Linked DNA regions of Homo sapiens: region 2 is linked to region 1. The links are chromatin loops, found by intact Hi-C in ENCODE. Cell type or tissue: MCF 10A. All regions are shown on one strand. Links, peaks and the distances in the headings refer to the core of each region. The heading gives the core; the rest is flanking DNA.

Region 1 (2,907 bases), core at 272-2,771:
TTGATTTGATCCCAGTGAGGCCCATTTCTGATTTCTGCCTTCTGGAACTGTAGATTATAACTTTATGCTGATTTAGGACATCAAGTTTGTGGTAATTTGTCACAGCAGCAACAGGACCCTAATTCAGGTGGGTCAGCCACTATTATTCTATTTACAACCCCCTTCCGTTCTGGCTTTCTTCACAGGGCAATCTAATGTAAACACTTCTGCAGAATTAAAGGGATCTCTTTGCCCACGCACAAACTATTTTTTAGTTTTTCGAGCCTCTACCTACCCTTAGTCTCAAGACAGCTGCCTTTAAGGTAAGCTGCAAGACAATTTATAACATCCTATTCTTAGACTTTCCACTTACACATGGAAAATCATATGCATTATCGGCGTCTGCCACAAAAGCCATGCTCTGAGGTCCTATTCAGGAAAATATTAACTCTGAATTATGGCCTCCCTTTCTTTGGCAGGGGGCACTGAGCTTCACGGAGACCCTAGAGTAGGAATCAACCCTTCAGGTCGAAGGCCCAAGGGAATTAGAGCACTTAGAGCAGGAGACATGGGAAAAGAAAGAGGAAAAGAAGTTGGTAGGTCCGAAGGAGGCTGGAAAGAGGGGAAGGCAAAAGAATACACAACCCAGCCGAATCATGGGAATTGAGAGATGGCTTCCTGCAATCTAGTCTTGCGGGTTCTTGCTCTAGTTTCGGAAACTTCCCCCGCAGAGTCCAGCGCCGCGCACCTGCCCCTTGGGGCCGGTCCCTGCGCAGGAGCCTGCGGCAGGCTGGGAATGCCGTTCTGGGAGAGCAGCCTCCCAGGCGGGGTGGTGGGGAGACTGCAGGGAGGAGTCTTGGGGAGTGCAAACGGAAAGACTACATCTCCCAGGCCGCCACGCTTTCCAGCTGGAGTCCTAGGGCGCTGACTGCTCCCCAGTTTCCGTAGGGAAGCGCTGGGCTACCGCGGCTATTGTGCGTCGCGCTCTCGCCCTCCTCTTCCCGCTGCAGTGTCTATGGAGCGAGGCTACGTTTCATTGCCGCCCTGGCTTAACCCTTCCGGCGCCTAAAAGGACGGCCGGCCGGCCGGCTCCCTTGCACCAGGAAGAAGTCTTAGCAGCCAGCGGGCCCTGGTCAGGAAACTCTAAGGTACAAGGAAAACAGTTGAGGAAGGAGCCAGAGCGCTCCGGTTTGGTCCTCGGGCTTCGCTGGGGCGGGGCGCAGGCGTTGGCTTTAAGAAAGGGGAGGGGACAGTGCAATCCGGGTTGCCCGCGGAGTTCGGCCAAGGAAGTCTTCCGCTCGCTCCGGAGCGAGGAGCCTGTAGAGAGGCTGTTCCCAGCTCCAGCTCTAACCTCGCCTACACCTTGGGCGGGCCCAAGTGTCACGTTTGCAATTGCTCAGGAAGGATCCGGCCCGTCTCCGGAGGCAAGTCGGGCTGCGGTTTTTGCTGCTTATCTGGGAAGGCGATGCCTAAGGGACATGCTGCTTGCTAGGCAGCACCCTGCCGGGATCCGACTGCGATAGTTAGCTCTCCCTGGCCCTGAAGCCATCGCCGGGGCGCCTGTTCTCTGTCCGGACCAGCCAGCGCTCCTCAGGAGTCTCACTGAAACAGGTACCTGTCCTCCAAAGGGACGGAGGCTATGAGCTTCCTTAAGCGGGTCGCGCGCTCAGTCCGTCCCCTCTACTTCCTCTACTGTGCCATTGATGCTCTCGGTCTTTGTGTCTTTCCCCTTTCCCCCTACTCCCGGCCATCAGAACCATGGGTCATCCCCCGCTGGAGTTCAGCGACTGCTACCTGGACAGCCCCGATTTCCGCGAGAGGCTCAAGTGTTATGAGCAGGAACTGGAGAGGACCAACAAATTCATCAAAGACGTAATCAAAGACGGCAACGCGCTTATCAGCGCTATGAGAAGTAAGTGCAAGGCTTCGATGAGCTGTTTCTCTGAGCTGGTGTGTCTGGCCTTTAAGCCTTTCCACACCACCAGGGGAAGGGAGATTGCAGGGTGACTCCCAGCCCAGATCTCTGAGGCAAATGGGTTTCCCACACTTGGGGAGTGGAGATAGTAGAAGTGGAAAGTGGTGGATACAACCAGAACTTTGGGCCTTTTCCTTTAGTGGTTTTGACCTTATAAGACGTGATCCGTAGCTGTGCCAGGGACCCTCTTGCTCAGCAATTACCCTTACTTGGCAGATGATTGTTCTTAAGGGACAATCTGCTGTACTGTTAGACATATTCAGCACCCCTGTCTGGGGCAAAGTGACATCCAAGCTGACCAAGGAACTGCCCCAGCACCTCCTAAACAATTGGGGATTAAGGTCAGCAGCTTGAATAATAATTTTGTCCTGGTCTCTGGTTGCTACAGATAAGTGTGGGGGGCAGTAAAAAATTCGCCATGGCAAGTTATTTTTTAAGGAAAGCACCTTTGCCCCAGTGAATTATTTTCTTTATCACACTGAGCTATGGTTTAGGTCAAGGTCAGTCTAAGTTCAGGATTATTGGATGGCTTCACCTGCCACTGAATTCTGCTTGAGTGTGGAACAAAGAGCTGACTACTTAGTCCCTGCCACAAGGGGCCCAGCCCCCAGGGAGTAAAATAGGGATAGGGTTGGGGGCTGCTGGGCTGAAGGAACTTCACCTAGCTTCGCTTTTCCAGTGCTCACAGCTGACTCAGCTGTGGGAAGCTCTCTCCTTCCCCCATTGTGTGTGGAGGTTTTTTTTCTGCTTGTTGGTAGGAGGCTTGGAGTAAAAGAAAGAATAATAAACATCCCCAACGAGAGTGCAGGCAAGCCAACCCTTTATGCCAAAGCATATACACAGAAGAATGGAGGGTAATGATTGGGTGGAGTGATAATTAATTTTTTCTCTTGGCTGAAAGATGATTGTGAAAAATAAACTCAGAGTCATTGGCAAGTATGTCCTATATGGTT
Region 2 (2,907 bases), core at 241-2,740, 57 kb before region 1:
CTAAAAATACAAAAATTAGCCAGGTGTGGTGGTGCATGCCTGTAGTCCCAGCTACTTGGGAGGGTGAGGCATGAGAATCATTTGAACCCAGGAGGCAGAGGTTGCAGTGAGCTGAGATCATGGCACTGTACTCCAGCCTGAGTGACAGAGCAAGACTCTGTCTCAAAAAAAATTAAATTAAATTAAAAATGTAAAAAAAAAACCAGTCATCACATATATTGTAAAAAGCAATATGAATCTCTTCATTAAAAATGGGGATATAGGCTGGGCACGGTGGCTCACACCTGTAATCTCAGCATTTGGGGAGGCCAAGGTGGGCGGATCACTTGAGGTCTGGAGTTTGAGACCTGCCTGGCCAACATAGCGAAACCCTGTCTCTAGTAAAAATACAAAAAATAAAAATAAATGAGCCAGGCTTGGTGGCAGGCACCTGTAATCCCAACTACTTGGGAGACTGAGGCAGGAGAATCACTTGAACTTGGGAGGCAGAGGTTGTGGTGAGCCAAGATTGTGCCACTGCACTCTAACCTGGGGCAACAGAGTGAGACTCCGTCTCAAAAAAAAAAAAAAAGGTTGGGGGGCAGGGAAGGATATATCAGGCCGGGCGAGGTGGCTCACGCCTATAATCCCACCACTTTGGGAGGCTGAGGCGGGTGGATCACTTGAGGTCAGGCCAACATGGCTTGGCCAACATGGTAAAACCCCGTCTCTACTAAAAATACAAAAATCAGCCAGGCGTGGTGCCAGGCGCCTGTAATCCCAGCTACTCAGGAGACTGAGACAGGAAAATTGCTTGAACCCAGGAGGTGGAGGTTGCAGTGAGCTGAGACTCTGTCTCTATTTTTAAAAAATGGGAATATATCAGTACTAACTTAATTCAAAGGAATTTTTGGGGGCTTGAAAGAGAAAATACATGAGAAAGTAAAATGCCAACAATAAAGCAAAATGTATCTTATTGCTGCAGTTGTCTGTCTATTCCTGGATTTCCTCCAGAAGGCAGAGCCTGAGACAAGGACTTTCATGTTGGTGTTGATATTGGGAAGTCATCCCATGTAACAGGAGTGCAGAACATGAAAGTCTGAAGCAGAAAAGGAAGGAAAGTCATTAAAAGAATATATTTCCAGCTGGGCACCTGGGGGTCAATCCCACTGAGGAGCCATGTAGAATGCAATTCACAGTTGTCCACTGGAGGGACAGAAGAGTAGGAGTCTCTCTACAGCTCCTGTATCCCATTGGTCAGGAGTCACTATGTGCAGTGTTAATTCCCTTTCACCTCCAGACTTGTGCATGCTTCAGAATATTAGAACAGTTTCCCACAGGCAAGAAGAAGCCTGTGGACTTCTGTGAGATAAAACACAGTGTAGGCAAGTACTGTCAGGTTGAACCTGCCTACATAGTGGTAGATGGAAAGAATACAAGGCAGGGCTTGAAAGGTATTTGATGCCTACTCTAAACGCAAGGCGACAGTTATCTGAAAAATAGTGGTGGTAGTAGGAGTGTCAAGGAAGCAATTTTACTTTCATTTTTCTTTACTTTTTATCTTTACATTTTCAAAGAGGCAGCTTGATGTAGTGAATAAGCACACAAACTCTGGAACCAGACTATGTAGGTTTGAAACTAAACTCCATCATTAGTAAATCATGTCATTTTGGACAAGTTACTAAATCTCTCCATGCCTCAGTTTCATCATCGGTAAAATGGAGATAACAATAGCTGCCTAATAGAGTTGTGAGGACTGAGTTAAATGTTAGCTATTAATATTTACAATAGAAACACATGTTTGGCCAGGTGTGGTGGCTCATGCCTATAATCCCAGCACTTTGGGAGGCTGACGTGGGCGGATCATCTGACGTCAGGATTTCAAGACCAACTTGGCCAACATGGGGAAACCCCATCTCTACTAAAAATACAAAAATTAGCCAGACATGGTTGTGTGTGCCTGTAATCCCAGCTACTCAGGAGGCTGAGGCAGGAGAATTGCTTAAACTCAGGAGCCAGAGGTTGCAATTAGCCGAGATCGAGCCACTGCACTCCAGCCCGGGTAACAGAGCAAGACTCTATCTCAATAAATAAATAAATAAATATTAAAAAAATAAGAAACACATGTCTGCTGCCCCTCCCCACCCGATTTTGCCCTTCCATACTCTCATCTATTCCCTCACTGAAGACAGAAGATCTTTTATTTTCTATTATTTATAACTTCAGAATTTGGCCTCCTGTTCTTTCCCATTAACTTGAGTGACCTGTGTGAGAGACAGACAGACAGATACCACACAAAGATGGTAGGACAAGAACTTTTACTTTTTCTTACATAAAAATATTTAAAAATAAATAAAATTTTAAACTAAAAAAATTACATTTGTTGTAAAAATTGAGAACACATAGTTATATAAAAATATGAAGTTAAGTGTTCTGTGTCTGTTGTTAGAATGTGGGGTTTTTTTGTTTTGTTTTTGTTTTTTTGTGTGTGTTTTTTGAGATAGAGGCTCTCTCTGTCGCCCAGGCTGGAGCGCAGTGGTGCTATCTCAGCTCACTGCGACCGCCGCCTCCCAGGTTCAGGTGATTCTCATGCGGCAGCCTACTGAGTAGCTGGGATTACAGGCGCGTGCCACCAAGCCCAGCTAATTTTTGTATTTTTAGCAGAGATGGGGTATCACCATGTTGGCCAGGCTGGTCTTGAACTACTGACCTCAAGTTATCCTCCTGCCTCGGCCTCCAAAAGTGCTGGGATTACAGGTGTGAACCACTGCACCTGGCCAGAATGTTTTCGTTTTTGAGTAAGACAAAATCAACCCACACTGCTAGTGATGGATTGGAGAAAGCAAGGCCCATGAATTGAGATGGAAAGCCTTGGGGTCAGGCAGTTGGAAGGTGACATAAAACTATTCTGTCAGCAAAGTCAGGCCA

What was found. Peaks named below come from ENCODE experiments on the same cell type or tissue, not always from the same donor. Only the 100,000 strongest peaks of a DNase experiment are listed, where the experiment ranks them.
Region 2: it touches region 1 in a loop (2.1-fold over the local background); 10 of 110 quality-filtered maps call a loop at or near these places.

Annotation. Positions count from the first base shown.
Region 1 is chrX:68,431,851-68,434,757 of GRCh38, reverse strand. It overlaps OPHN1 (oligophrenin 1), which reads left to right and starts at 1,263. Exons shown (of 25, transcript NM_002547.3): 1 at 1,263-1,590; 2 at 1,734-1,891. The coding sequence starts at 1,738. In MCF 10A, for the core only: no CTCF peak of the experiment used is centred there; DNase peaks (open chromatin) are centred at 897 and 1,277.
Region 2 is chrX:68,489,136-68,492,042 of GRCh38, reverse strand. No RefSeq gene overlaps it. Among named protein-coding and RNA genes, the nearest start is that of YIPF6, 8.5 kb to the left of the region's middle. In MCF 10A, for the core only: a CTCF peak has its summit at 1,187; no DNase peak of the experiment used is centred there.